Linked DNA regions of Homo sapiens: region 2 is linked to region 1. The links are chromatin loops, found by intact Hi-C in ENCODE. Cell type or tissue: dorsolateral prefrontal cortex. All regions are shown on one strand. Each heading gives the region's core, and the rest is flanking DNA. Links, peaks and the distances in the headings are about the cores only. Region 1 has its middle 160 kb from the start of LINC01673. Region 2 overlaps LOC102724355 (a long non-coding RNA gene).

Region 1 (15,585 bases), core at 4,977-7,476:
CACCACACCTGGCTAATTTTGCTTTTCTATTTTTAGCAGAGACGGGGTTTCACCGTGTTAGCCAGGATGGTCTTGATCTCCCGACCTCGTGATCCTCCTGCCTCGGCCTCCCAAAGTGCTGGGATTACAGGCGTGAGCCACCACGCCTAGTCAAGAACTTTACTCTTGCAATGTCTGTTCTCTCTCTTCCATAATTAGGCTTTTCATTATCTTGGATCACTTCTAACAGCATACAGATACTCATTACTATGGATTTATATATATGTGTGTGTGTTTATTCACTTGTGTGTATATGTATGAGTACATATATTTAATCATTTGTATATTTTTTTCTGTCATTTTAATTATTTTTACTATAGGGATAAATAAATGGATTTAATTTTTTATCTGAAGCAGTAGTCATCTTCTACAATTAAAGTATATGCCAAGTCTTAGGCTTACATCTTTTTAGCTTATATAGTTACACAATATCTCATTTAACCTCCCTTATGTTGGATGACTAAAAAAACAATTTGAGTTAATTTAAGGTCCCATGACCGCTTGCCTCTGGTTTGCAACTAAACTGTGGGCACATAGTGTTCAGGTGTGAGTGAGATGGACATCTAAGGTGTCATTTGTCCTTATACTGGCACCCGATGGGACATCTACCATCCCACTAGCTCTCATTTCTTCATTCCAAACAAGTCTTTGCTCTGTTATCCTTTGTATTCCTCTCTCATTCTAGTTTCTATGGGTCTAATTCTATTTCAGCCACTTCTAGTGCCATTTAAGTGGGCAAAAATTCACCCATGCCTCAGGCCTTCTCTGCCTACACCTGCTACCTGAAACCTCTTTATTCTCTCAGCATTCCTACCCCATGACTTAACTCAGAAATGAAGGTGCGAGTCCCACTAATTTTTGTCATGTACACTAGAACAGCCACTTATGCCAAGTAAGCCCCTCACGCCACTAATTTTTGTCATGTACACTAGAACAGCCATTCATGCCAAGTAAGCTCATGTTTGGAGGAAAACCCCTTTCTAGGCACCTACTGCTAGAATATCACTTGAGTCAAATCTCATATGGGTCATATGGTTTAGCTTCTTGAAGTGGTATAGGATTGAAAAGTTATATAAAATATCAAAAAATACACTTGTAAAATTGTGAAATATTTTGTCACATGAGTAATTAGGTTCATTCTAGATTGGAATTTAACTTTCCTTATGTGTTTTTATTTTATATAATAAGAATAACATTCTTATACTTGGAAATTAACAGTGTTTTGATGTAATTAAAGCACACATAGTACAAGCTGTGACGTTTAGTGTTGTGTTTGCAACATAAATTGACTTATAGTTAACAGAATCATTACTCTGAAGAACTGAAAAAATATTCTACTATTTTCCCAAATCTTCTTTTAAACTTATTTTAATAAGTATAATCTTATTTTTTTCTTTTAAACTTATTTTAGTTGAAACTTTGGTCAAGAAAATCAATAGTGAAGAGGAGATAGCAGTCAGTAGATAAAAATACCTTTAGGAGAAATATCTAATGTAAATGATGAGTTGATGGGTGCAGCAAAAAAGTAAATATGCTTAACATATTTATTCACCCCCCCACACTCCATATAAATACAACTATAGAAAAGAAATAGTATTGGATGTGGTACAGTTCAGTCTTTCATGGACACATATTGTCCCACATTAGTACTGCCTAAGACTGAATAATAATATTATGATCTTTTTGTTGTTGTTATTTTTGAAACCATGAGGAAGAATTGGCCTTTGTATGAGGAACAAGATTTCACCTGCAGGGAAGAGATAACCCATTGTTAGCCAGCCTGGTTCTGAAAGAGGAACAGAAGGATTTTGTCTTTTTCTGGGGCTGAGAAAGCACTTGGGCCTAGATTTCCATGTGTGGTAATACCTGCTAATTCCACCTGACAGAGAGTGAAACTACCGACCACATGAAGGACTCTTGTGGTTAGGTAAGGCGTCAATGTTCTTCTGTTTTGTTCATGACCTCTACAGTAGCAACCTTTTCTAAAGTAAATAGTAGTAAAGAGTAGTCACTCTTGCTATTACATGTACTCTATGGCTGAGCTTTAGCAGTGTTTATCTCAATAACCTGTGCTCAGTTTTGCTGGGAGGTATTAGGGAAAGAATGTCCTCTCTCAAACCTTTGGCAAAGTTATGAATGGCAGTGGTAAAAGAGAGAGCTCTGTCTCACAACACAATTGCCTAACAAAGGTAATCTGCACCAAATACAGCCACAGGATTTCACCACAAAGGAGTCACTGCTGAAGAATTTGGGAGTATACTTGAGCTAATGGCAAGGCAAAATGATCAGAAACATTGGGGACTTGGCACTTATCATGAAAGAAATTGATGATAACATTTTTGACCCAGGCTGGTGAGAGCAGGAAAGGATGCAAACTATCTGTATACCTAAATATTTATGAACATGTATGTGGACGTGTGTGTGTGTGTGTGTGTGTGTGTGTGGTGTTTATGTGCATGGCTGAATATGAAAGACCTTATACTATATATTTCTACTATCTCCTATCACCTATATGGTTATGGTTATATATAAATTATCAAGATATCTAAATAATTGCTATAATCTGTGTCCCCCAAAATTCACTCGTTAGAAACTTAATCCCCAATGCAACAGTGTTGGAAGGTGTGGCCTTTTAGGAGCTGTTTAGCTCAGAAGGCTTCCACCCTCATTCTTCTTAGGGATTACTTAAGTCGTTGTGAACTAAATTTTGATAGAAATATGGGTAGTAAAAGCCATTCTGATGAGGTCTCAGATGGAAATGAGGAATGAGGTGTTGAAAACTGAAGGAAAGGCCATCCTTGTTATAAAATGGCAAAGAACTTGGCTGAATTATGTCTATGTCCTAAAATTTTGTGGAAGGCAAAATTTAAGAGAAATGAATTAGGATATTGGGCAGAAGAAATCTCTAAGCAGCAAAATAGTCACAATTCTGCATTGCTTCTCTTAACTGCCTATAGTAAAATGGAAAAAGAATAACAACTTAAAGATAGAATTTATAATCAAAAGAGTAGCAGGAAGTAAAGATTTAAAAAATTCACAGCCTGGTTGGGTAAAGTATTTAAAAGGCATGTTGAGGACAGAAAACCAAGGATGTGGCCGAGATACATTGTAATAAGGAGATTAGTATGGCTAGGAGGAAGCCAGGTGCTATTCATCAAGACAATGAGAGAATGATCTGAAAGGCATTTCAGAGATCCTGTGCAGGAGAACTCACTTGTCCAGGCTGCCTCAGATCTCTGCTCTCTGCATTCTGGTGCAGCTCTCCTCAGCCACCCCAGCTATGGCTCCAGTGAATGCAGGTGCAACTCAGGCTGCCACTCCGGAGGGCACAGTGATGAGCCTTAGCAGCATGCACGTACTGCTAATTCTGCAGGTTTGCAGACTACAAAATCAGTGGAGGTACGGCTTCCTTCTCCTAAATTTCAGAGGTCATTGCAGACAGCCTCGAGGTCTGGGCAGAGACCTGTGCAGAGGTTGAGCTGCCACAGAGAACCCCACTAGGTCAATGCTTAGTGGAGCCATGGGGTAGGGCTGCCTCCAAGACCCCAGAACTGTAGAGCCACCTGCATGCGATACCAGCTAGAAGTCACTGCCATGTGGCTTCAATGCATAAGTGCTGAAGCATGGGTTGTGCCTAGCAAAACCACGGAAACAGAGCTGCTGGGAGCATAGAAGACCCAACGCTCACCTTAGCGTGTGCAAGCAGCAGGACATGGAGTCAACATAGATTACTCCAAGGCCTTAAGTTTCAAGATTGTTTGCCCTGTTGGGTATTGGACTTAATTGGGACTTGTTACTTCTTCTTGCTTATCTCTCCCTTTCAGAATGGAAATATCAGTCCTGTGTTTGTACCACCATTGAATTTTAGAATCACGTAACTTGTTTGATGTCACAGGCTCACAGCTAAAGGGAAATTTGCCTCAGGATGAACCATGCATTGAGCCTCACCCATAACTTATTTAGATAAGACTCCAGACTTCAGATTTTTAAGTTGGCATCAGAATGGCTTTTTGGGCTATTGAGATGGAATAGCTGTGTTTTGTATTTGAAAAAAACATCAATTTGGGGAGCCAGGGTTGGAATGCTATGGTCAAAATTAGTCCCCCGAAATTCATGTGTTGGAAACAATCCCTAATGCAACAGTGTTGGGAGATAGGATCTTTTGGGAAGTGCTTAGTTCAAGAGGGCTCTTTGCTCATAAGTCAGTTAATTCCATTATAAAAGGGTTTAATGAAAGGAGTTTGCCCCTTTTCGCTTTTTGCCCTCCTGTCTTCTGCCATGTGAGGATATAACATTCCCCCATTTTCAAAAGACACAGCATTCAAGGTGCCATCTTGGAAGCAGAGACCAGATCATCATCAGATAAATGAACCTGCTGGCACCTGTGTCTTGGACTTCCCAGCCTCCAGAACACTGCGAAGATATACATTTCTCTTAAATTTCCCAGTTTGTGAAATTCTGTCTGGGAAGCACAAAATGAACTAAGACAATAGCTATAGTAACTATATAGATGCCTTACATGCTTTGCCCTTGAACAACATGAGGATTAGGAATACCAAACCCCATATGGTCAAAAATTCATGTATAAGTTTTGACTCCCCAAAAACCTAACTACTAATAGTCTACTGTTGACTAGAAGCCTATTGGTAACATAAACAGTTGATTAACATATATTTTGTATGCTGCGTGTATTTTATATTGTATTCTTACATTAAAGTAAGCTAAGAGAAAAATGTTGTTGAAAAAATCACGAGGAGAAAATATATTTACTATTCATTAAGTGGAAGTGGATTATCATAAAGGTCTTCATCCTCATCAACTTCATATTGAGTAGGCTGAGGAGGAGGCAGAAAATGGAGTAGTTGATCTTGCTGTATCAAGGGTGGCAGAGGTGAAAAAAAAATCCATGTATAAGTGGAGCTGTGCAGTTCAAACCTACCTTGTTCAAGGGTTTTGTCTTAAAATATGTCCAAGACATTGTTCTCTGTCAATGTTCTAAAAATAGATATTATTTTACTGACTGCAGTATTGTATGATTGAAGACTATTGAAACAATTTATTCCCTCATTAACTTGAAAATTGAAACAATTTATTCTCTCATTAACTTAAAAATTGAGACAATTTGTTCTTTCATTAACTTGTTACCCTTGAGTACTCCTTTGTCCTCAGTCTTAATAACAATGGAAAATGTCCCCTGTTTTAATCTTTAGTGACCTCATTGTAATATAATTCATAAACATAATGCAAAGTACTAAGATGCTTAGCCATACTGATTTTTTATTTCTTCCTGTGATTTACTAGTTCAGTTTCTTTAACCACCTTAGTGGATTACTTGCACTTTCCTAAATAATTCATAAAAGGGAGTTATTTATATTAAAGATATTGACTATTTGTACACAATGCAAAATTTTTCCTATTCTTGTCTTTTGCTTTCTTACTTGATTTGATATGGTTTGATAAGCAAACATTTTTAAACATTTAAATCTGTTGAACTACAATCCTTTCTCAGTTCAGTCTTTGGTATCATATTAAATAAGCCATGTAAGTTTGCATATGGTTTCAGTTTTATGTTTAGATCTTTAATCCAATTGGAATTTATTTTGTGTAAAAGTTGTGAAATAGGGATATATCTTTCCTGTCATGTCCTCCCAAGTGTATACTTAATTTTCACCATTCCACTTATTGAAAAATTCATGCTTTCCTCATTTTCGAAATGTCATTTTGGTATTTTATTAATTCTGATACACACAGCTGTATTTTTCAGAATTCTTAACTGGATTATTGTGAGCTATTTGTCATTCGTATCTTAGTATCACATTCTGTTATTATGATTGAATCTGGTAAAATAATTGCCCCCTTAGCCCCACAATTTTAATAAATATTCAAAACCCCACTCTATAGAAACCTCTAACTAGGGAGATACATTATATGTGCCTACTATGTGTCAAGGACTGTGTACAACTGAAACAGATTTGACTCATGAATTTTACACTCATGATAGGCTGTAGTACTTTATTTTACTCTTAAAAATAACAATAGCAGCTTCTCTTTTATACTTTTATAAAATCTTCTACTGATTTCAAAGCTTTTTTTTAATTAAGAAGAGAACCAATTTTAAAAATGCACTGTTTTTCTTAGATAATATCTAAAAGCCCAGAAGAAAAAGAAATTCTTCTTTTGTAGGCAACATGATTAGCCACTAGAGGAAGTAAGTGTTTTGCATTGCTGGGCAGCAGCATAGGAATTGACTTATGAAAGAAAATCACTGTTAACGTTTATTCTGCCTAGTAGAATGCCTGGCAGTTCTAGAAGAGAGGCTTTGAATTTACAATTTTGTAACTTAGTGATTGTATATAATGACAGGATTTAAATAACTATATTTGACTGAAAGTAGTTATTAGAAGTTCCTGATAGTACATGAAAGGAAAAAAATACTGTCATCTCAACTAGATCATATATCTTTAATTAACTAATTCATAAAAAATAATTCCAAATGTATTTTACTATAAACAATATATTACAATTAAAATGGAATTCTCTGGAGAGCTGATAACCAGAAAACTTGTTTTTGCCATAAAATGTCAAAAATAAGTTAAGAACTAAAGTGTTATTTTTTTAATTGTAAACATTCCTTTGTAGAAAAACTGGTCTTGGAGGCATTCAAATATGCATGAGGACACATTGAGAGAAAATGAAGAAATATGTGCTTTTTTGTGCTTATTTGTTTTAGAAAATAGCAATTACAATCTCATTTAAAATGTAGTGATTATGACAGAACAGTGTTTATTCATTTAATAAGTAGTTATTTAGCACCTCCCGTTTGCCAGCTATTGCGTGGGATATCTAACACATAGTCCAACAATACACAGATTATTTGTGCATTTGGCACACATTTATTATAACTGTATTTTCACTGTCAGTAGGTCATGCTCTCCACATACTGAGCAGGCACTTCTTTTTGCCTGGCATTCTTACACATCAACTATTTTATCTGGTAACATACTTATCCTTTGGGTAGCAGTTGCCCTATCTTTTCTCCTGAGAAGACTTTCTAACTGAAAAACCATAATTAGATATCCTCTTCTAGGCCAGCACCATCATTCCTGAACCATGGCATGTAGTATTAGAAGTGCCTTTGTAATCTTCCATGTTCTTCACTAGATTGTAAATTCTACGAGAGAGTCATACATCCATTCGAAAATATTTACTGAGCACATAAAAAGTACCAAGCACTAGCCTGCTTGCTGTGAGTATAAAGTTTACAAAATTAGAAGAATAAAATAGAATGGAAGTTGAAAGTTATCTCTTTTGCCTAGTAGGGTACAAACTGTACTGCATTGTCTCTCACATCATGTAAGTGAGCCAAATCGATCATCATCCTCTAGAAGTGTTAACAACAAGCACATTGTTGCATTATACTCTAAGCTTCTGGGTCAAAATATCTGGGGGGTGTAGCTCAGGAATCTGCATTTTTTGCAAAGTGCTCCAAGTGGTCAGTATGGATGCTGAGATTGAGATCCACTTGTCCTTGATAATGGAGAGATTGTGTTTGACGTATTCACCGGCTGCATACACAGCATGAAGTAGAGTGCCTGGCACAAAGTGAGTTGTTGTTAATTAGGAGCTGAGTGAATGAATGAGTCACTGACAACCTCAAGTAGTCTACATGACCCACACACCACAGAGAAGTAGAGCATGTTCTACAGAAGCACATAGATGTACACGACCGATTCTTTAGGGAGACCAGAAAACATTCAGAGGCCAATCGTGTATACAATGAAGGACAAAAATGTGGGGAGGCAGAAAGAGCAGGGGGAGCGTATTCCCAACAAAAGGGAGAGCAAGAGCTAAGGCACAGATCAAGGGCATGGGGTGTTCAGGAAATACGGAGTATGTGTGTGTTGCCAGATACCAGGTAGTCATGGGGAAGGTTAAGGTATGGAGGGAGCCTTGTAGGCATTCTGGCTTCTCCTGTAGGTGATAGTGAGCCACTGAAATCAACAAATCTGTTTGCAAATAAATCAACCTTGGTAATATTGTGGAGGATAGATAATCTATTAGGAGATAATGAGACAAAAGATAAGGATAAATGGTCATTAGTTATATGAGGGGAGTGTCACAGATGAAAGAAGGATAGCACTGTGAGTTATTTATCCAATAGAATCTACCCAACGTGACGACTCTTCTAGGGGATATGGCAAGAGTAACTGACGTCAGTATGTTCATGAGAAGATATTAGTCATTGCTTCAACTTGAATCTGAAAATCTTAAGAAACTGCTATGACCCAAAAAATAATACAGAATTCAGTGGTTAGAACTTTTGAATGAATCTGCAAGTATTTTTATGGCTCTCATGTAGTTCTTAATTATGCTACTTGTAACTTACTGAGTTTAATTATACTGTTTTATGAACAAAAGGACAAGAAGTAAACTAATTTTTATTTTCCCCAAGTATCACTTTTTCTCTATTATTACATTGTGTGAACATTGTTCATTGACTAAAATCAGTATTTTTCTTGATACCAACCTTTTCGATTGAAGTGGCTAGATAAAAGTTCAGCATCTTTGACATTAGCTAGTAATTTTTAAAGCAGAAATAAATGTAGAACTTCAGGAAAGTTTCTAATTAAAACTTATTTTAAAAATTGCCCTTGTCAGCTACATGTCTGTTCTGATAAAGCATGGGTTCTATGGGATAAGAAATCAAAAGACTTTGGATGACATTTTATCTCCGGTTTTTCTGGATGAAATAAACAGCATAATTAATGTTCATTGGTCCAAAAGTGACATTGCACAGAAAGATGCACCCTTCTCTGTTTTATTTGGGAGACAGAATTTAGGTGTTCTTCAGTAGGAAAGAAACTACAATCACATTTAATCAACAGTAAAAATGAAGGCCAAAATATTGTAACTACCACTTTTCTTGTTGATTTTGAAAAGGTGCTGATTTCTCTTTGCACAAAGTGCTGAGTGCAAACAAGAGGACAAACCACATCAAGACTGAATCAAAGAGACCAGTTAAACGAGGACTGTCACAGATATTTCATCAAGAAAAATGGCATGTCTTGTTTACGATTACTTTGTCTGATTCACTTCTCCATTAGAAAAAGCACTTTTAAAATATCCTTTTACAATCCTCCTCAAGAGAAGAACATTGCTGGCTATGCAGACTAGACTAATATTGGGAGAGAAACCCTAAGTTCTATGCACAATTGTGAAGGGCTGTGTGTGTGTGTGTGTGTGTCTGTGTGATATACATGCATAGGTAAAATGTTAATCAAATATCTCTCAAAATGAGTGAAATTAGAGACATTTTGTTCTCAGTGCTTTGGAATGACTTCACTTAAATGGATAATATCCCCAAACAGAACAGGGACTGAGAAGATAACAGAACCTATTACCAATTGTTCTTTCATCCTCTCTACCAGGGCTGCAGAATTTCATACTGACGTGTTGAATTTAAGTCTGTTCTGCCTATCATTCCTCAGATAACTGGTGCTTGGAACTGAAACACTCAAAGCAAATGGAGTTCAAATTGTTCATAATATACAAAAGATATTCAAACCCCTTGTATACTATGTCCTTCTTTTACTTTAACATGCAGACTGAAATAGACAATTTTAACGGTTACATCAAGATAACCCACTGAAGTAATTCAAAATTTTTAATTCAATTTTCTTCATCTGATGGAGCAGAAATAACATACCAGAAAATGTATTTAGGTAAAAGTCCTCTTTCCTGTCAAAATATATATCAAATAAAATAAAAATAGGCTCCCTTCTAGGTACTATTTATGCACTTTTTCCTCTTCCACTTCTTGCTGCTTTCTCAGTGATTCTTTCTACGACTATTAAATATCATTACTTTAGAATTTAGTTAAAATGAACTGATTCTGTGATAAATGAAGCAATACTAGAAATCATAATTTACAGAAAACTATTAAAAGATTTAAGAGAATTTTTTCACCATTAATTAAAAACAATTTAGCTTGTGGAGTAAGATTGGTACTCACAAGGTTAAGGAGCATGTTTCTGGAGGCGAAAGGCCTGTTTGAATCTTGACACCCACTAGTTGTGTGACTCCAGGTAAGTTATTAAAGATCTTTATGTTTTAGATTATTTTTCTGTTAAATAGGGATGAAAATAGCATTTACAGCATAGGATTGTTATTGGCATTAAATTAGTTAATATCTATAAAGCACTTTTCGTCTTGTGCACTGTATCAGGTCTGCTAAGCTTCATTCACCTGCGGACCTTTGCACCACAGGCCACTCAGCCACCTTTGAGGCCATGGAGCTTGCAAGTTTACCTCTCAACTTCACATGCGCACAACGCACAGTGAGTTACATCATGCCTATGCTCCATGTGATCCTCTCTTATCTTCTACCCAAGAGCTTCTCTGGTGCAGCTAAGGCTTGATACACCAGGGACCAGCTTAGAACCTGGACAAGAGCAGCCCAGAAGTGCTGGGAAGTGAACACCCTGTAGAGTGCAACTTTCACAAAGGAGACCCTTGACCAGCACATAAGTGCTTTCCCCTTCTTTCCCAATGGAGAGCCCAGGAATGCCAGCATCTTAGAAAATCTTCCTAAAAGATTTAGACCCTGCTGTTTTCTTACAGATCAGAGTGGCAGCCAGATCAGAGACAACCATTTTTATTACCTTGCTCTCCTTTCCTCCCTTACATCGATTCATCTTCAACCCCCTTCCTTGGGATTGCTTTCCCCAATGAAGGGTTAGAACATATGAATTGCTGGAGTATCTAATTTCTATGGGTCCCATACTGAGAAATTATATGAATTAGGTTCTGTTGCTCAAACACCGCCTTATAAAAAGCCTCACAGTCCACATTACCAGACAGAGCACCTCATTCCGATCACTATCCTCTTAACATTCCCATTACCTGATACGTTACATAATTCTTTACTGTTATTGACTGCTCCCCCACCCCTGTGCTAAGATTTAAACAGTGGAGTCTCAGACTATTTTCTTCACTATGTATTCCATGCAGCTACAATATATTTGGCAGTCCATAAAATGTGCTAAGTTTTACTTAAAGATCACTTCTATAAGACCTATTGGGACCACACCATTTGAAATTCCAACCCTCTCTCCAGCCCTTGCACCCAATCTCCTTTGCTATTTCTATTTTTCCACAGTATTTATCATTTTCTAAGTTGCTATATAATTTAACTTTCTTGTTTGTAGTTTATTGTGGCCACCCCTCACTAGCACACAAACTTTGTGAAGTCAAGGTGGCTTTGGTTTTTCTGCGTGTGTGTTTGTTTTTTAGCTTTGTATACTCGTGCATTCACATATCCCAAGTGCCTAAAGCAGTGCCTGTCATACAGAGGGTCCTTTATGGAATGAGTGAGGCATGTGTTCAACTCGAGAGGTAGGAAAGTTGTTATTGGTTAAAGCCTCCATTCAGCCAGAGACTCTGTGAATTGGTTTCATGTGAGTTGATTTGTCAGGATTAGACTCACACGTACAGAAGGGTCAAATTAAGGAGAATAAAAGGAGAATTTAAAGAATTTAAGGAGAGTAAAACTGACTTTGTGGATGCTAGAAAAATACATCAAAATATCTTATTATTACCACCACTCCCCCCAAAAATACCCTTCAGGAATTTTCTTTGATTGTATTTTTTCTACTTCCCACAACTCACCTATGTGTATTTCTGGTGTTTCAGCACCCTTTATATGGAACTGAGACTTCACCGTTACTTTTCTCATTTTTTTTTTTTTTTTTTTTTTTTTTGAGACGGAGTCTCGCTCTGTCGCCCAGGCTGGAGTGCAGTGGCGTGATCTCGGCTCACTGCAAGCTCCGCCTCCCGGGTTTACGCCATTCTCCTGCCTCAGCCTCCCAAGTAGCTGGGACTACAGGCGCCTGCCACGACGCCCGGCTAATTTTTTTTTTGTATTTTTTTTAGTAGAGACGGGGTTTCACCATGTTAGCCAGGATGGTCTCGATCTGCTGACCTCGTGATCTGCCCGCCTCGGCCTCCCAAAGTGCTGGGATTACAGGTATGAGCCACCGCGCCCGGCGTACTTTTCTCATTCTTGAAGAAACTCTAAAATAGTCCAAGCTACTTTCTTCTTTTATCTTAACCTGCATGTTGGAATAGATATTCTTAATGACAGCATAAACAGTGTCAACTCACAAGATCTAGAAGTCTTCCTTCAAATATTTTGATCATATCAGGCACAGTATAATACAAAAAGCTTCAACAAATGAAACAAAAATTCCTAGTTATTACTTTGTCAATAGTCTACTTCACTTTTTCACTACTAGCTTCCTTCAGTTTCCTTTCTACTTCCAGCCATATTCTAAGCTTCAAACATTAAAAACTTACTTTTTCGCCATCTACATCAAGATCTCACCCGGCTCTGCTTCTAATTTTTGGACTTTTCAGGTTGCATTAACCCAGGCAGGGTAGATGGAAAGCCCAAGCTGCCTTAGGGGTGGAATAGTAACCCTGCCATGGACAGGAGCCCTTCAGCACCAAACCTTCTTACCTCAACCATGTATAAATACCTCTGCTAAGGCCAACTTCCCCTATGAATTATTTTCTCATTAATCTGTGGTCCTTGACACCCCTGAGTATATGACTTCATATTTTGGATTCTTGTATAGTTGGTTTCCCATATTATCATAATGCTTATGATAGCAGCTCCCAGTTTTGAAACTACTCTCACTACTACAAGAAGCAACCATATAACATCAGCATTCAGTTTGCATTGGTATACATTTCCTATCACCTTAATTCAAAGCTTTGGATTTCAAGAGCAGGGCCCAGGATTTCCTCTTACTTTTTTAAGCCTATACCCCAATACAGATTGAGTACTCTGTTCACATTGTGGATGTATGTATTCAATGTTGACAGCTGTTCTTTCTACGCACGGTTCAAAAACATTAAACATTTCTCATATGATTTCAAATAATGGCAAATCTGTTATTCTTGTGTCAGGATTATGGATGTAGTGATAACAGAAAAGGGGAGTGTTACTCATAAAATTTTGGAAGAGGAATGTGATAAAACTTTGGGTCAAGGATAATGTATTAGTCCATTTTCATGCTACTGATAAAGACAGGCCCGAGACTGGGAAAAAAAAATAGATTTAATGGACTCAGTTCCATGTAGCTGGGGAGGCCTCACAATCATGATGGAAGCTGAAAGGCACTTCTTACATGGCGCCTGCAAGAGAGAATGAGAGAGAAGCAAAAACAGAAACCCCTTATATAACCATCAGATTGCATGAGATTTACTTACTACCAAGACAATAGTATGGAGAAAACCCCCTCCATGATTCAGTTGTCTCCCACTAGGTCCCTCTCGCAACACGTGGGAATTATGGGAGCCTCAATTTAAGATGAGATTTGGGTGGGGACACAAACCGTATCAGATAATTACCTCCTATATTAACAGCAAAACCAGAAAAAGCTGACATAGGGGGTGTAGTTGCCTGAGTTAGCTAAGGTGAGAGAATTTACCTCCAGAGAGGAAAGATAAACCCCACCTAGAGAGCTAAGGAGGTCATAATGAAGTTTGAAGGGAGGCAGCTTTAGAAATGTCTGATTGGTTCTGCTCTAGAAAATAAGAAATGACTTTGGCAATAGTTGTGATATTTTAGTGCCAAGAGCACTCCAACAGGTGCTAAGTGAAATTTTACACCACTGGAGTAGAGGATAAGGAAGTCAGAGAAATATGCAAAATTTTAGAGAATACATATTTTTATTTGGTTTTGTTTTAGGAGGCTCAGATATTTTGCTACATGCATTTGTGCCATTTCTGTCCTTTTAAATTTTACATCTTTTAGTTCAACCTGAAAATCAAAAGTTATATTTTACACATTTACTTAAAAGAATTATGAATATGCATCTACCTTTCTTAGAATTTATTCATTGAAATCAAGCACCGGATAGCATAGCAGTCAGAGTGGACCAAATTAAAACTAAGACCTGGTTACAGGAAAAACCCGGAATTGCATAGAAGAATGTCCCCCCAAATCAAGAAGGAGGTGAGGGACCAAAGAATAAGTCAGACAAGCCCAGCTTGGCTGGTAGATGAGTGTGGTACTCTGATTTTTATATTATACACAGTAATTCAGGAAATGCAACGTCAAGATATGCAATTATAGGAATCCTACCATAAATATCTAAATCATTTAAAAGCATAATGTCTTAGTTCATTTAGACTGCTATAAAAAAAATACCACAAACTGGATAGCTTACGAGTAACAGAAATGTATTTCTCACTGTTCTGAAGGCTAGGAGGTCTCAGATTAAGGCATTGGCAGATTCAGTGTCTGGTGAGGATCTGCTTTCTGTTTCATAGACAATACCTTCTTGCTATTCCTCACATAGTGGGAGGGGAAGAGTATCTCTCTGGGACTTTTTTTTTTTTTTTGAGATGAAGTCTCACTCTGTCCCCCAGGCCGGAGTGCGGTGGCGCGATCTTGGCTCACTGTAAGCTCCGCCTCCCAGGTTCCACGCCATTCTCCTGCCTCAGCCTCCCGAGTAGCTGGGACTACAGGCACCCGGCACCACGCCTGGCTAATTTTTTGTATTTTTGTAGAGACAGGGTTTCACTGTGTTAGCCAGGATGGTCTCGATCTCCTGACCTCGTGATCAGCCCGCCTCGGCCTCCCAAAGTGCTGGGATTACTGACAGGCATGAGCCACCGTGCCTGGCCAATACATGCTCTTTTCTAAACAGTGGAGGAAGAGAAAAGACCGGATATTTCCTGCAGCACTTAACAAAACCACAATTTCTCTCTTTTCTTCCCAGCCCTGAAAAGACAAGTTAGTCCTTACTTCGAAGGCCAGCTGAAGATTACTGAATGAGCAGTAAATAGCCATCCATTGTAGCCAGATCTCCAGTCAGTTGGCCTAATTCTAACATGGGAATTTTCTGTGTGCAGGTCCCAAGAATCCCCCAACTAGTTCCTTGTATTAGTTTATGTTTATTATGTGTTTTAAGCTATGATTATGTGGTTGGTGAAACTCACAAAACTTGAAAAAAATCCTGGGTGAAACTTCACTGGATCTTCAAGTAAAGTAGTACCAACCAGGACAGTAATTTTGCTTTTCTTTTCTATTGTTAGTTTTCTTTTTATTATACTTCGTGGAACTGTGTTAAAGCAACTGAGGTAAATGGTGTTTTGAATATTTTGATATGTCAATAAGATATAAAAAGTAAGACGTTTCAAAATCATTTACAAAATAGATTTACACTCAGAGGGCTTTTTTGTTATTTCTTCAAAGTTTCTTTTCTAAAGTATTTGTTTATCTCAGTCTATCTTTATAATAGAGAAAAACAGTAAGATCTATTTTCTCTAAAAATATAAATTTCAAAAATGTAATATGAGTGCCTATTGTAGGATCCATCAAACCTCCAGCTTAACAGACATTTCTTGAGCTCATGTGATTTTTGAGAAACTTGGCTAAATATTGTGAGGGGCTACTAGGAAAAACAGAACCCTCTATCTATGTTTAATAACATAAGTGCAAGAATAACTAGGATACACGATTGTGTAAGATAAGGG
Region 2 (15,585 bases), core at 5,776-8,275, 160 kb after region 1:
CTGCTTGAAAGAATATTATTGGCAACTGAGGATTTGGCATCACTTATACACTTCCTCCATTGAAGACAACTTACTAGAATGGAATGTTATCCTCTAGTCTTTATAAGTTTTGGAAATGTATTTACAGCCCATAATGCATTATTAGATGTATTTAAACAAAGATGAATTTTCTAATTTCAAAAGCCTTTGGTTTATATTTCCCATGAATTTCAATTTCTCCAAGGATTTTTAGAACGTTTTCCTTTGTAGACTGTGCCCTTTTTCTAATATGTAAGGTATTCAGATCACTGGGCATGGCTTTTTTTTTTTTTGGTCTAGCCTTTGTATTAAATGAAGTTTCCAGTAGCTACTGTAGTTAATACAATTTTGCCCATTTTGAATCAACTATTATGTAAAATAGAAGACACCTACATGATTTCATTTTATTGACAGAATGCCTTCTCTTTGAGAGAAGGTCTATGAAACTCTAAATTGGGATGCATAATCAGGATAGATAGGTAGGTGGATAGATAGATGATAGATAGATAGATAGATAGATAGATAAGATAGATGATAGATAATTATATGTTTATAAAATATATGAGGAACAAATATAATATGCCATATTTTCATTTTTAATGAATTCTTTCAAGATACAATTTACATTTACCTTGAAGGTAAAAACCAATTAAATAATTACAATGAGCATATTTTACAAAGATTGGAATTTAGATGAGTCAATAGAGAAAAATAATATTACTTTAGATAAATCAGTGAGTGCCAAGCTTATAGGCAATACTCAACCAACATTTGCTAAGTGGAATTAATGTAAAACTGTGTCAGGTGAAATATTGAAAGAGGTCTTTTGTCTGAAATAATGTTGACATAGTACTTTCGAAGGGTCTTATTGTTAATTGCAAACCCTCAAACAAAAGTTAATTGTTTGGCTTGTTCAATGAAGTCTGACTAAGAGAAGATTTTAGCAACACAAACATTTCAACTTCGGCTGTATCTCGCTTTAGTTTCCTCCTTCTGGAATATGTGGTTTTATAAAAGAAATGCATTTTCTACAATGAATATGTATTACTTTTATAAAAAATATTTTTAAGATTAGGCTAAATGATTGATTACATTTAAAGTTAAACATTAGCAAGAAAGGCAGCAGTTAGAATGAAAGTACAATTATTTCAGGTCCTCTGAGAAATGAATAGGGAAAATAAATAAATAAAACCTACATTTACAAGTAAATATTTCCTAATGCGCTTCCATGAATTTAAAATGTTAAAATAATTAAACTTAAAAACGATTATACTGAAAATCTATGTTACTAAGCTTGAATACAAATTGACCCTATATTTTTTCAATTGTATTTTTTTGGAATGTAAAGTTTGTTGTTCGCATTGCACTTATGCATGCTGTGATGGTTAATACTGAGTGTCAACTTGATTGGATTGAAGGATATAAAGCATTGATCCTGGGTGTGTCTGTGAGGGTGTTGCTAAAAGAGATTAACATTTGAGACAGTGAGTTGGGGAAGTCAGACCCACTCTTAATCTGGTGGGCACAATCTAATCAGCTGCCAGCGAATAGAAAGCAGGCAGAAAAACGTGAAAAGGAGAGACTGGCCTAGCCTCCCAGCCTACATCTTTCTCACGTGCTGGATCAGCTTCCTGCCCTCAGGCATCAGACTCCAAGTTCTTCAGTTTTGGGCCTTGGACTGACTCTCTGCTCCTCAGCTTGCAGACAGCCTATTGTGGGACTTTGTGATCGTGTAAGTTAATAGATAAGAAACTCCCATTTATGTATCTCCTATTCTGTCCCTTTAGAGAACCCTGACTAATACAGATTTTGATACCAGGAGTGGTTCTAGATGAACAGAATATTAAGGATGGAGTTCTTTCATTGGTTTTTGGGTTTCTGGAGGTGGCTGCTTAATATGATTAGACAGAAAAATGCTAAGGACTCTACTAATAGTATGGAAAACACTGATAGTCTTTGGCATGAACTGTTTAGAGAGCTATGCAAAATAAATGCATTTGATACTCCTGATTCACTGCTCGTGAGAGGCAAGGAGTTTAGTGATTTTATGCATAATACCTTTGACCATATATGGAGAATCAAGGAACATAATGAAGCTGATGGTTTGCTCCTAAGTTCAGTGGACAAAGTGATGAAAGAAAATGATGAACTCAGAGCTTCTATCTCCTGTAGAGAAAGAGCTGAAATTGTGGGAAAACAGACACAAGTTCTTAGAATGAGAGTGGCTGAACTGCAATGAAAGACTCATGCACAACCTCGCCAGGTGTCTACTGTTAAAGTGTCTAGAGGGTATTGACTGAAAAAGAATGGGACCCCGAAACTTGGAATGGGGATGTGTGGGAGGACCCTGATGAAGCTGGGGCCACTGAGTTTGTAAATCCTGATGAACCTTTTTTGTGAAAAGAAACAGCTTCCCCATCTCTAGTAGTGGCAACATCCCCTCCCCAACCCACGCTGCCATCATCCTTTCCACCTTTGTCTGAGGAGATAAACCCTACGCTGCCCGAGGGAACAGTGATGGCCTCCCCTGAGGCAGTTGCCAGGCAAAATGTTGATTCTCTTCAGGAGCCACTCCCAACACCCCTGTTTTCTTCTAGACCTATAACTACAGTCCCAGCAGGCCCCTAGAGGTGAGGTTGAGAGTGTGACCCATGAGGAGGTGTGCTACACTCAAAAAGAACTGTTTGATTTCTTTAATTATATAAACAGAAATCTGGAGAACAGGCATGAGGGTAGATATTAAGGGTATGGGATAATGGTGGAAGGAACATAGAGTTGGATAAGGCTGAATTCATTTATTTGGGCCCACCAAGTAGGGACTCTGCTTTCAATGTTGCAGCTTGGGGAGTTAAAAAGGTTCTAATAGTTTATTGGCTTGGTTAGCTGAAATATGGATTAAAAGATGGCCCACTGTGAGCAAGCTGGAAATGCCTGATCTCCCTTGTTTTAATATAGAGGGAGGGGATCCAAAAGCTTAGGGAGATTGGGATGGTGGAGTAGATCAGTCAATTTAGACCTACTCATCCCAGCTCAGAGGGTCCAAAAGATATAACCTTGACCAATGCCTTGCAAAATAGAGTAGTGAGGGCAGCACCTGCATCTTTGAGGAGCCCTATAATTTCTCTTCTCTGTAGGTCAGATCTAATGGTGGGCACTGCAGTCACTCACTACAAAATTTAAATACAGTGTGAATAATTGGATCCCGAGGTGGCAGGGGCCAAGTGTCAGTACTCAACCATCAAAGGCAAGGTGGGTGTAGCTACTGTAATGGACAGCAGAGGCAAAGCAGCAATCAGAATAATCTGATTCATATAGAGCTCTGGCATTGACTAATTAATCACAGTGTTCCTAGAAGTGAAATTGATATGAAACCTACTGCATTCCTACCTAATTGATACAAGCAGAAAACTTCTAGATCGAGTGGACAAAACACTAATTTGAATTACAAAAAGAGAATCCCAGCCCTCAATCAATTTCCAGACTTGAGCCAGTTTACAGACCCAGAACGGCCTGAGTGAAGGGGAGGCTGGCCTCCTTATGGAAGGACCCCACTACATTACCAACAATTAATGCAGTGAGTCTTTCTCCCAAGGTGGCCTCCAGCCTTTTACCAGGATAACTGTGCACTGGGGAAAGGAAAATGATCAGACATTTTGGGGACTACTGGACACTGGCTCTGAGCTGACATTGATTCCAGGAGACCCAAAACATCATTGTGGTCCTCCAAACAAAGTAAGTGTTTATAGAGGTCAGGTAATTAATGGAGTTTTAGCTCAGGTCCAACTTACAGTGGGTGCAGTGGGTCCCTGGTCTCATCCTGTGGTCATTTTCCCAGTGGCCGAATGCATAATTGGCATAGACATACTTAGCAGCTGGCAGAACCCCCACATTGGCTCCATGACTGGTAGGATGAGGGCTATTGTGGTGGGAAAGGCCAAATTGAAGCCACTAGAGCCGCCTCTATCTAGAAAAATAGTAAGTCAAAAACAATGTCACATTCCTGAAGGAATTGTGAAGATTACTGCCACCATCAAGGACTTGGAAGATGCAGGGGTGGTGATTCCCACAACTCTCCTATTTGGCCTGTGCAGAAGACAGATGGATCTTGGAGAATGACAGTGGATTATCGTAAGCTTAACCAAGAGATGACTCCAATTACAGCTGCCCTACCAGATGTGGTTTCATTGCTTGAGCAAATTACCACATCTCCTGGTACTTGGTATGCAGCCATTGACTTGGCAAATGCCTTTTTCTCCGTTCCTGTCCATAAGGCCCAATAGAAGCAATTTGCCTTCAGCTGGCAAGGCCAGCAATATACCTTTACTGTCCCACCTCAGTGGTATATCAACTCTCCACCTTTGTGTCATAATCTTATTCAGAGAGACCTTGATTGCTTTTTGCTTTGATGAAGATATCACACTGATCCATTACATTGATGGCATTTTGCTGACTGGATCCAGTAAGCAAGAAGTAGTAGCAAACACACTGGACTTATTGGTGAGACATTTGCATGCCAGAGGATGGGAAATAAATCCGACTAAAACTGAAGGACTTTCAACCTCAGTAACATTTCTAGGGATCCAGTGGTGTGGGACCTGTTGAGATATTCCTTTTAAGGTGAAGGAGAAGTTGCTGCATTTGGCCCCTCCTACAACTAAGAAACAGGCACAACACCTAGTGTGCCTATCTGGATTTTGGAGGCAACACATTCTTCATTTGGGTGTGTTACTCCAGCCCATTGATGGTGTGACCCAAGAGGCTGCCAGTTTGAGTGGGGTCAGAAACAGGAGAATGCTCTGCAACAGGTCCAGGCTGCTGTGCAAGCTGCTCTGACACTTGGGTCATATGACCCAGCATATCCAATGGTGCTTGAGGTGTCAGTGGAAGATAGGGATGCTGTTTGGAGCCTTTGGCAGGCCCCTATAGGTGAAACACAGTGGAGGCCTCTAGGATTTTGGAGCAAGACCCTGCCATCTTCTGCAGATAACTACTCTCTTTTTTGAGAGACAGCTCTTGGCCTGTTACTGGGCTTTGGTGGAAACTGTATATTTGACTGTGGGTCATCAAGTCACCATGTGACCTGAACTGCCTGTCGTGAACTGGGTGCTTTCTGACCCATCTAGCCATAAAGTGGGTCATGCACAACAGCATTCCATCATCAAATGGAAGTGGTATATATATTATCGGGCTCAAACAAGTCCTGAAGGCACAAGTATGTTACATGAGGAAGTGGTTCAAATACCCATGGTCTCCACTCCTGCCACCCTGCCTTCTTTCCCCCAGCCCGCACCGATGGCCTCATGGAGAGTTCCACTCCTCGCCAGAGGACATATTTCCAAGCAATCAAAATACCCTTTGTCCCAGACTAGTGGCCTAAGCTGCCTCTTCCTTCCCCTGCAAAGAACTTGTACAATGACGACTTTTCCACTCCTCACCAGGACACAGTCCCAGGCATTTAGAACACTTGTACAGCTGGATAGGAGCCTGAGACATTCCTCCCTTCTCATGAAGAGATCTTGGTGCAGCAGCAAACTCTCTGCTCCATGCCCAGACATAGCTCCAGGGCTTTGGTGCATCTGCCCCCTGAGAATAAGAGCTTGAGCTGCCATCCCCTTTCTGCTAAAAGAACGTCGTAGAGCAGTACTCCCTCTGCTCCACACTCAGATAGAACTCCAGGCATTTGGCATGCCCACTCTCACAGATTAGGAGTACAATCTATCCCTCCCTTCTCATGCAGACCTTGCTGTGGCAGCAGTTTCTCTATTCCTTCTCTGGGTGTATTACCTGGCATGAGGCACACCTGCTCCCCTACAGTAGGCACTCAAGCCACCCCCTCCCCTTTTTTCCTGCAAAGACCTTCTTGCAACCACAGTTTATGTACTCTGCATTCCTGGGGCATGTTTCCAGGCATTTGGTACATCCACTTGCCCAAATTTGGAGCCTGAGCCACCTCTCCCTTCAGGTGCAGAGATCTTGGTGCAGTGGAGCTTTCTGTGCTGAAAGCCCAGATATATCTCCAGGAATTTGGAGTACCCACTCTTCTTGATGTTGTGTTTAGGCCATACTCCCCTACCTGTGCAGAAAACTTGGGGCAGTGGAGGTTTTCCAACTCCATGCCTAGGCACACTTCTGGGCATTTGGTGGCTGTGCACTAGAATCCCCCAACACAGCTGGTGCTTGTGCCTGCCATTATGAGACATGAGGCAGGCCTGTCCAGTCGGGCCCTGCCTACCTTGGTCCCCCACTCTGGAGATAAGTAGGGAGCTCAGAACCCTGTGAATTCCACAGTTCAACCCATTGTCTTGGGTAACACAGAGCTTCCCATAGTAAACAAGGATCAAGTATTAGTGTATACCCATCCCGATTGGCTGCAGCCAGTTCTAACACTACAGCACCACCCACTGGCATGGAGGTTGAACCCCACAAAACAAGAGGAAATCTGCTGACACAAATGCATAGCTCTGGAAAATGTGATAAGCTTCCTGAGCCTACTCACATGCCTAACACATTGCTACTACAACAAACATTTGAGAAAGCCACCATAGAAAGGCTTCAATAACTAAGGAGTTTTTCCAGACTCTTTACCACTGAAAACTCCCAGAAACAAAGTAAAAGGACCTTATACAACATCATACATTGTAGACACCTCCTCAAGAAGGGAAAAAGTCCTTTCCAAAGTAAAGCAAAATCAAAAAATATGAAGGAGAGACAGCTTATCCAGATGTAAAAGAACAAGAGAAAAAACTCCAAAAGTATAGGAAAAAACAGTGTTACAACACCCCCAAAGTGAAGCAGTAACTCTCTAGCAATGGATCTCAAACAAAATGAAATCTTTGAAATAACAGATAAAGAATTCAAAATACTGATTTTAAAGAAAATAATTGAGATCCAAGAGAAAACTAAAACCAACATAAAGAAATCAGAGAAAAAATTCAGGACATGGAAAAGGAGACAGGCATCGTTAAAAAATAAAAAGAATTTCTAGAAGTAAAAAAAATTTTGAAATAGTTACAAAATACAGCTGAAAATTTTAACAATAGGCTAGACCAAGTGGAAGAAGAATTATAGAGTTAGAAGACAGGTCTTTCAAATTAACAGTGAGAAACAATTTAAAAAAATTTTAAATAAACAAAGACTTCAGGATATATGAGATTATGTAAAACATCCAAACCTACAAGTTATACATAATTACATAATGACAGAGGAAGAAGAAAACAAAGAAGAAGAAGAATGTATGAAAAACCTATTTGAGGAAATAATTTAAGAAAACTTCCCTAGTCTTGGGACAGATTTAGACATTCAGATACCAGAAGCTCAGAGAATTCCTAGAGATACATTGCAAGAACTTCACCAATGTATATAGTCATCAGACTATCCAAAGTCAATGAGAGGGGAAAAAAAACACTCTAAGAGCATCAAGAGAGGGGTCTAATCATTTTGAAATCCTATTATACTAACAGCAGAAATCTCAGCAGAAACCCTATAATCCAGAAGACATTAAGAGCCTATTTTTAGCCCACTTAAAGAAACAAAAAAGCCAGCCAGGAATTTTGTGTTCTGCCAAACTAAGCTTCATAAATTAAGGAGAAATATAACCTTTCCCCGACAAAGAAACACCAAGGGAATTTGTCACCACTAGACCAGACCACCAACAAATGTGCAGTCTACACATGGAAATGAAAGAATGACCCACACCATCATAAAAGATGACAGAAATACAAAGCTCACAGATAACATAAAGCAACTACACAATGAAACCACAAGGCAACTAGCTAACAACACTATGATAAACATAAAATCTCACCTATCAACATTATCCTTGAATATAAATGACTTGAATGCTCTACTCTAAAAACATAGAGTGGAAACTGTAAAAAACAAAACAAAAGAAGACAAAACAAAGAAAACAAACAAAAATTCCAGAACTCAACCATCTGCTGCATGTAAGAGGCTCACTTACTGGCTAAAGGCAGCTGCAGACTCAAAGTAAATTAGAAGAAAAAAGATATATAAACAGAAAACAAAAGTGAGCAGGAGTAGCCACTCTTATTTCAGATTAAACAGGCTTTAAACCAACAACAGAAAAATAAGACAAAGAAGGGTATTATATAATGATAAAGGGTTCAATACAACAAGAAAATTTAAATATCTTAAATACATATGTACCCAACCCCAGAGCACCCAGGTTCATGAAGCAAATACTACTACATCTAAGAAAACACTATTGTATTGATAGGAATACAATAAGGGAGGACTTTAACATCCCAATGACATCACTAGACAGAACATTGAGGCAGAACATCAACAAAGAAACTATGGATTAAACTGTACTATAGACCAAATGGACCTAATAGACATTTAAATAACATTCTATCCAACAACCACAGAATATACATTCTTCCCACCTCCACAAGGAACATTCTCAAAAATCAACCATATATTTGGGCCATAAAGCAAGTACCAATAAATTTTCAAAAAATCTAAATCATATTAAGTATCTTCCTCAACCACAGTTTAATAAAATTAGAAATTAATACTAAGAGGAAGTTTCAAAACTACACAAGTGCAAGGAAGGTTGCTCCTGAATGACTTTTCTGCAAACAATGAAGTTAAGACAGAAATAAAAAAATTCCTTGAAGTGAATGAAAATAGAGACAACAACATACCAAAACTTCTGAGATACACCAAAAGAAGTACTAAGAGTAAAGTTTATGGCATTAAATGCCCACATCAAAAAGATAGAAAGATCCCAAATTAACAACCTAATGTTGATCCACATTATAAACTATAGAAACTATAAAAACAAGAATAATCCAAACCCAAAACTATCAGAAGAAATAATAAAGAGCAGAACTAAATGAGGTTGAGACTAATAAATTGATACAATGGATTAATAAAACAAAAAGGTGTTTTTATGAAAAGATAAGAAAAATTGACATATGGTTAGCTAGCATAGCCAAGAAAAAATGAGAGAAGATTCAAATAAGTAAAATCAGAAATAAGGAAGGGGACATTACAACTGATACCACAGAAATGCAAAGGATTTCCAGACTGTTATGAACACCTCTATGCACACAAAATAGAAAGCCTAGAGGAAATAGATAAATTCCTGGAAACATGACCCTCCACAATTGAACCAGGAAGAAACATAAATCCTGAACTGACCAATAATGTGTAATTAAATAGAATAAGAAATAAAAAATCTTTCAACAACAACAACAACAACAGCCCAGGACCAGACAGATTCACAGCTGCATTTTACCAGATGTTCAAAGAAGAGTTGGTACCAATCTTACTGAAATTATTCAAAAAAAAAAAAAAAAAAAAAGACTAAGGAGGAGCAATTACTCCCTAACTCATTCCACAAAATCAGTATCACCCTTATAACCAAAATCAGGCAAGGGCAAAAGAACAACAACAAAAATACCACAGGCCAATATTCTAGATGAATATCAATGCAAAAATCCTCAATAAAATTCTAGCAAACTGAATGCAACAGCATATCAAAAAGATAATTCTTCACAATCAAGTGAGTTTTATTCCAGCAATGCAAGAATGGTTCAACATCCAGAAATCAATCAATGTGATTCATCACATAAACAAAACTAAAAACAAAAACCATATGACCACCTCAATAGAAACAGAAAAAGCATTTAATAAAATTCAGCATTGCTTCATGATAAAAATCATCAACAAACTAGGCATTGAAGAAACATACCTCAAAATAGTAAGAGCCATCTATGACAAATCCACAGCCAACATTATATAGAATAGGGGAAAGCTGAAAGCATTCCCCTTAAGAACCAGAACAAGACAAGGATGTCTCCTCTCACCACTGCTATTCAACACAGTACTGCAGTTATTAGAGCAATCAGGTAAGAGACAAAAATAAAAAGCATCCAAATTGGACAGGAACAAGTCAAATTATCTCTGTTCACTGAAGACATAATCATACAAGCAAAAAACCCTAAAGATATATCCAAAGGACTCCTAGACTTAAATAAAATCAGTCAAGTTTCAGGACACAAAATCAACGTAAAATCAGTTGCATTTCTATACACCAATAACATTCAAGCTGAAAACCAAATCAAGAACTCAATTCCATTTACAACAGCCACAAAACAACAACAACCTAGAAATACATTTAACCAAGGAGGTGAAAAATCTCTAAGGAAGAACTATAAAACAATGATGAAATAAATCATAGATGACACAATAAAAAATATTCCATTCTCATGGATTTGAAGAATCAATGTCATTAAAATGGTCATACTACCCAAAGGATTCCACAGATTCAATGCAATCTCTATCAAATTACCAACATCATCCTTCATGAAATTGGGGGAAAAAATCTAAATTTCATATGTAACCAAAAAGACCCCCAATAGCCAAAACAATCCTAAGCAAAAAGAACAAATCTGAAGGCATCTAGATTTGCCTGACTTTACTGCTGGACTTCAAATTTTACCTCAAGGCTACAGTAACTAAAAGAGCATGATACTGGTATAAAATAGGTACACAGATCAATAGAACAGAATAGATAACCCAATATAAAGCCACATATCTACAACCCACTGATCTTTGACAAAATTGACAAAAATAAATGATAGAGAAAGAGCATCCTGTTCAATAAATGGTACTGGAATAGCTGGCTAGTCATATGCAGAAGAATGAAACTGGACCACCTATCTCTCATCACATACAAAAATTAATTCAATATGGACATATTAGTCTGTTTTCATGCTGCTAATACAGAAATACCCGAGACCGGGTAATTTATAAAGAAAAGAGATTTAACGGACTAATTTTTCCACATGGCTGAGGAGGCCTCACAATCATGATGGAAGACGAAGGAAGAGCAAAGAGACATCTCACATGGCAGCAGGCAAGAGAGAGCATGTGCAGGGAAACTCCCTCTATAAAACCATCAGATCCCGTGAGACTTACTATCATGAGAATGGCGCAGGAAAGACCTACCCTCATGATTCAATTACCTCCCACCGGGTCCTTCCCAAGACACGTGGGGATTATAGGAGATACAATTCAAGATGAGATTTGAGTGAGGACATAGCCAAACTATATCAATGGTTTAAAGACATAAATTTAATACCTGAACCTATAAAAATACTAGAAAAAAATTAGAAAATCTTTTCTGGACATTGGCTTAGGCAAAGAATTTATGATGAAGACCCCAAAAACAAATGCAACAAAAACAAAAATAGACAAATGAGACTTAATTAAACTAAAAAGCTTCTATATAGCAGAATAAATAATCAGCAGAGTAAACAGGCAACCTACAGAATGGGAGAAAATATTTGCAAATTATGCCTCTGACAGAGGACTAATAATCAGAATCTATGAGGAACTCAATTCAAAAAAAACAAGCAAACAGTCCCATTAAAAGCTGGGTAAAGGACATGAGCAACACCTCTCAAAGGAAGAAATACAAGTGGCCAACAAACACATGAAAAAATGCTCAATATCACTGATCATCAGAGAAATGAAATTAAAACCATATTGCAATATCATCTTACACCAGTCAGAATGGCTATTACTAAAAAGTCAAAAAACAGGTGTTGGTGTGTATGCAGAGAAAAGGGAACATTGATGTGTATGCAGAGAAAAGGGAACTTTTATGTATTGTTGGTAGAAATATAAATTAGTTCAACTTCTAGGGAAAACAGTTTCGACATTTCTCAAACAACTAAAAGTAGAACTACCATTTGGCCCAAAAATCCCACTACTGGGTAGTGAGATTTTCTTACCCAGAAGAAAAGAAATCATTATACTGAAAAGACACCTGTACTAATTTGTACATTGCAGCACTATTCACAATAACAAAGTCATGGAACCAAACTAAGTGTCCATTAATGTTTGACTGGAATTTTAAAAATGTGATATATGTACACTATGGAATGCTTTGCAGTCATAAAAAAGAATGTAATCATGTTTTTTGCAGCAACATAGTTGGAATAGAGGCCAATATCCTAAGTGAACTAACTTAGAAACTAACTTAGAAATGGAAAACCAAATATCATATGCTTTTACTTATAAGTGGGAGCTAAATAATGCATACACATGGACATAAAGATAGAACTAATAGACAATAGGGACTCCAAAAGACGGAAGGGTGGAAAAGAGGCGAGTGTTGAAAAATTACCTATCAGGTACAATGTTCAATATTTTCATTGTTGGTACACTTAGAAGCTCAAACACCACAAGTAAGCACTATATGTAACATACAAGCACATATAACCCCAATTCTAAATAAAATTTAAAAATAAAAATAATTTCATAATATTGGTCACTTGTACCTAAAAAATTAATATTATAACATAGCACTTAATTCCAGTATTAATTGCATAGGCTACTTAAATTTAAATGTGTGATATGTGATCGTTTCCATATTTTAACCTCTAAAATACACAATGTAAGAAGCTAAAATGTTCGTTCCAAATATATAGTCCAGAGAAATTTTATTTCTAGAGATATGCATTGCAATTATTCATTATTTTTATTAGAGATTATAAAGTGAGTTATTACAAATTGTTAAGAAACATTTCTAGCACTCTGCCTTACAAAACTAGAAATTCACAAACATGCATTATAATAATTTAAAGTATTTATTATGAAGTCAAAGATGCACACGACGAACATTTTAAGAATTACTCTTGGAATGTAACAGCAATGCAGACCAATATGTTCTTATGTAGACCATGAAGAAATGTATATAAACTGATGTATTAAATAAGTGTGAAAAACGAATATTCCATAATACATAGTAATTGTTATTTACGATAAACATATTTTTAAATATATATGTGTGTTGTAGTTAATTACCTAGTAAAATTAGTATAAAAAGATAGAAAATTACCTGACTTGGTTGGAACTTTTCAAGTGCCAGATACAGTCCTGGATTTTTAAGATGCGTGAAAAAGTACCTGAAAGCCCTCATTGATAAAAAGAGGAGACGGTGCATATCAGCTTACATGTTTGCTCCTCTGTTTAAGGAACACTGGCTGGTCAGAGAGTTTTATATAGAAGGGAGCCCTCTCAGCAGAGATGCTGCCCCTCGTGATCTGACTTCCCTCTAAAAGCAACCACTTGGACCAGGATTCAGCATTAACTCAAGAGCAGTCAATTCACAGGTCAATCGAGAATCTTGGATATGGATAGAAGAAAAGAGATAGCAGTCAGGCCATGTCTGGTGAACGTCACTGAAAATAACAACAAAATAGCAGAGGAAAACTTGTTAGCATCATGGTAGATTTGAGGTACAGAAAAAGCCAAGGACAGTTCATGGCATTGAATATAATAGCCTTGCCTCACGGAGCTTAGAGTGGGGACGGATAGCATTAGGAGATATACCTAATGTTAAATGACGAGTTAATGGGTGCAGCACACCAACATGGCACATGTATACATATGTAACTAACCTGCACGTTGTGCACATGTACCCTAAAACTTAAAGTATAATTAAAAAAAAGGAAAACAATCATTAAACAAATACTCATGAACTACAAATATTACAACCAATAGTGCTCGACAGTATGAAGGGAAATTGTAAATTTTATGAGAAAAATGGTAAACCCCACATTAGACTGGGACTTCAAGGAATGTCTCCAGTGAAAATAATTTGCTTCTGGACCCTTCTAATTCAGGACATTGGCTTTCTCCTGTTAGCTTATCTGTGCAGAGAGCAGTGGACAATTCCAGTCCTATTGTTCCACACCCCCCACCCTTACCATCACCACCCTGCGTTTTTTGTTGTTTTTGTTTTACTGGACAACACTTGCAATTTTCACCAATCATTCTAAGTCTCAAAGTGAGATAAAGATGTGCTATACAATGGAGCTAAGATGCAAATTGTTTTATCTAATGGAGTAAGGACTTTTCATCCTTTTCTGCACACAAATATCGCTGAATCTCCTGGGTTTAGAAGTATGAATTAATACGACATTGAGAAAGTAATGTTCCTAAAAGCTAAGGAACGGGCTGAATTATTTTTCTGTTGACATAAAGTCTTCAAAAGTTCCAAGTCTCGAACTACCGAAATGATACAATTTTGAGTGTTTGAATTGTTTTTTTTTTTGAGGAGTGGACCTTTATGACAAATACTGAGATTAGGAGAGTTGGATTTGTATAGTGTACCAAAAACACTCCTAAAACCACATTTATTCAAACATAATGTAATACATGTTTTATAAACTACTTTTTACAGATAGATTTAGTTTTTGTTACACCCTTTGGGGAGTTAACTGAGAAAGTGTTCCTGTAACACTCTCAATTGTTTGGATGCATTCTTTAGAAATTAATATCCTTATTGGCGTATGTGTTATATTACCTCATATGCTTCTTTGCCTAAAACTTGCTGACATTTTAGTGGAAAAAAATAGAAAGGAGTAGCCTATCAGCTATGCTGCACTAAACTGCTTAGTATTATGCAGCTAGGCAAGCAGGGCCCTTACAACATGCCTTAACAGTGAATTTCATGCCAAAGAACAAGATGCTTGCAGGATTTTTTAAAAGTTTGGGGTTATGGGGAGAGTAGTAAAAAAATCAATGTTTTTGTCATATTGCAAGCATTTGATGAAAGTTAGAAATATAAAGATATGAGGTGAAAGGATTCTTGATCTCTCTCTGTCAGTGAAATCTATGCCTTCCCACTTTGTTTTTTTCTGACAGCAAATATTTTCACACTACACATTACAGAGCTGGAGTAGAAGATAACTAACTCTTTATATCTGCAAATTCCTAAAACATGGACAAAGTCCAGTCCTCTTTTGTGAGACTTTTGTTATCACGAAAGGATTTTAACTTGTTTATATTCTTCTTGCAACAAAAGTCATTTTTGTAGATTTTTTCTCCTCTCCTCTTGAGAAATGTGCACAGTTGGAACATCTTGCATGATAGTGTGTATGTATTAATAGATATATTTCCCTTTAAATTTGACATATGTTGATATCTTGCTCCCTTGGCATCAAATAAAAATAAAAACAGATTTTAACTTCAACTTTAATGTACTTGGCAAAAAACTGGAAAACAACTGAATTTAATTAAGCACAAATGCAGTGATTCGAAGACATTTTAGACATGGAGCATGAATAAATCCAGCGATTTTGTAATTTTCAGCTCATGTGAACAATAGCTATTATAATTCCCATTTAATAGCTGTAAACTTAGGGATATAAATAATTCAAATTACTTTCTTCAAACACAGTCTGTAGAAAGGAGTAAAATTGAAATGTAGCAGTTGGGATTTTAGCAACGTCTGATGTTTGCTTGATGTTTATGAAAGAAGAGAACAATACAGGGATCAGTAATCTCACAGAGGAAATTAAGGAGAAAATAGTAATTAAAAAAAAACAATAGTGTTTCTCCATTTTACAGTTTACAAAATATTTAACAAGCAATGTATCTACTTGTAAATAGGAATTAAAATTTCTGCTATTCACTGACTCAGATACTAAATAGGGTAGTTGTTAAACATCCCCAGAGAGAAACACTAAGTTGTCAGAAAAATAAAGACAGATGTAGAGGGAGGCAGTAATGGTTTTTGATGGTGCT

What was found. Peaks named below come from ENCODE experiments on the same cell type or tissue, not always from the same donor. Only the 100,000 strongest peaks of a DNase experiment are listed, where the experiment ranks them.
Region 2: a loop joins it to region 1, with 2.1 times the contacts of the local background. A loop is called at or near these places in 3 of 110 quality-filtered maps.

What each region holds. Positions count from the first base shown.
Region 1 is chr21:27,467,573-27,483,157 of GRCh38, reverse strand. No RefSeq gene overlaps it. Among named protein-coding and RNA genes, the nearest start is that of LINC01673, 160 kb to the left of the region's middle. In dorsolateral prefrontal cortex, for the core only: a CTCF peak has its summit at 6,239; no DNase peak of the experiment used is centred there; H3K4me3 peaks cover 233 bases; H3K27ac peaks cover 513 bases.
Region 2 is chr21:27,306,384-27,321,968 of GRCh38, reverse strand. All of the region lies in intron 1 of LOC102724355 (a long non-coding RNA gene), which reads left to right. Among named protein-coding and RNA genes, the nearest start is that of LINC01673, 320 kb to the left of the region's middle. In dorsolateral prefrontal cortex, for the core only: no CTCF peak of the experiment used is centred there; no DNase peak of the experiment used is centred there.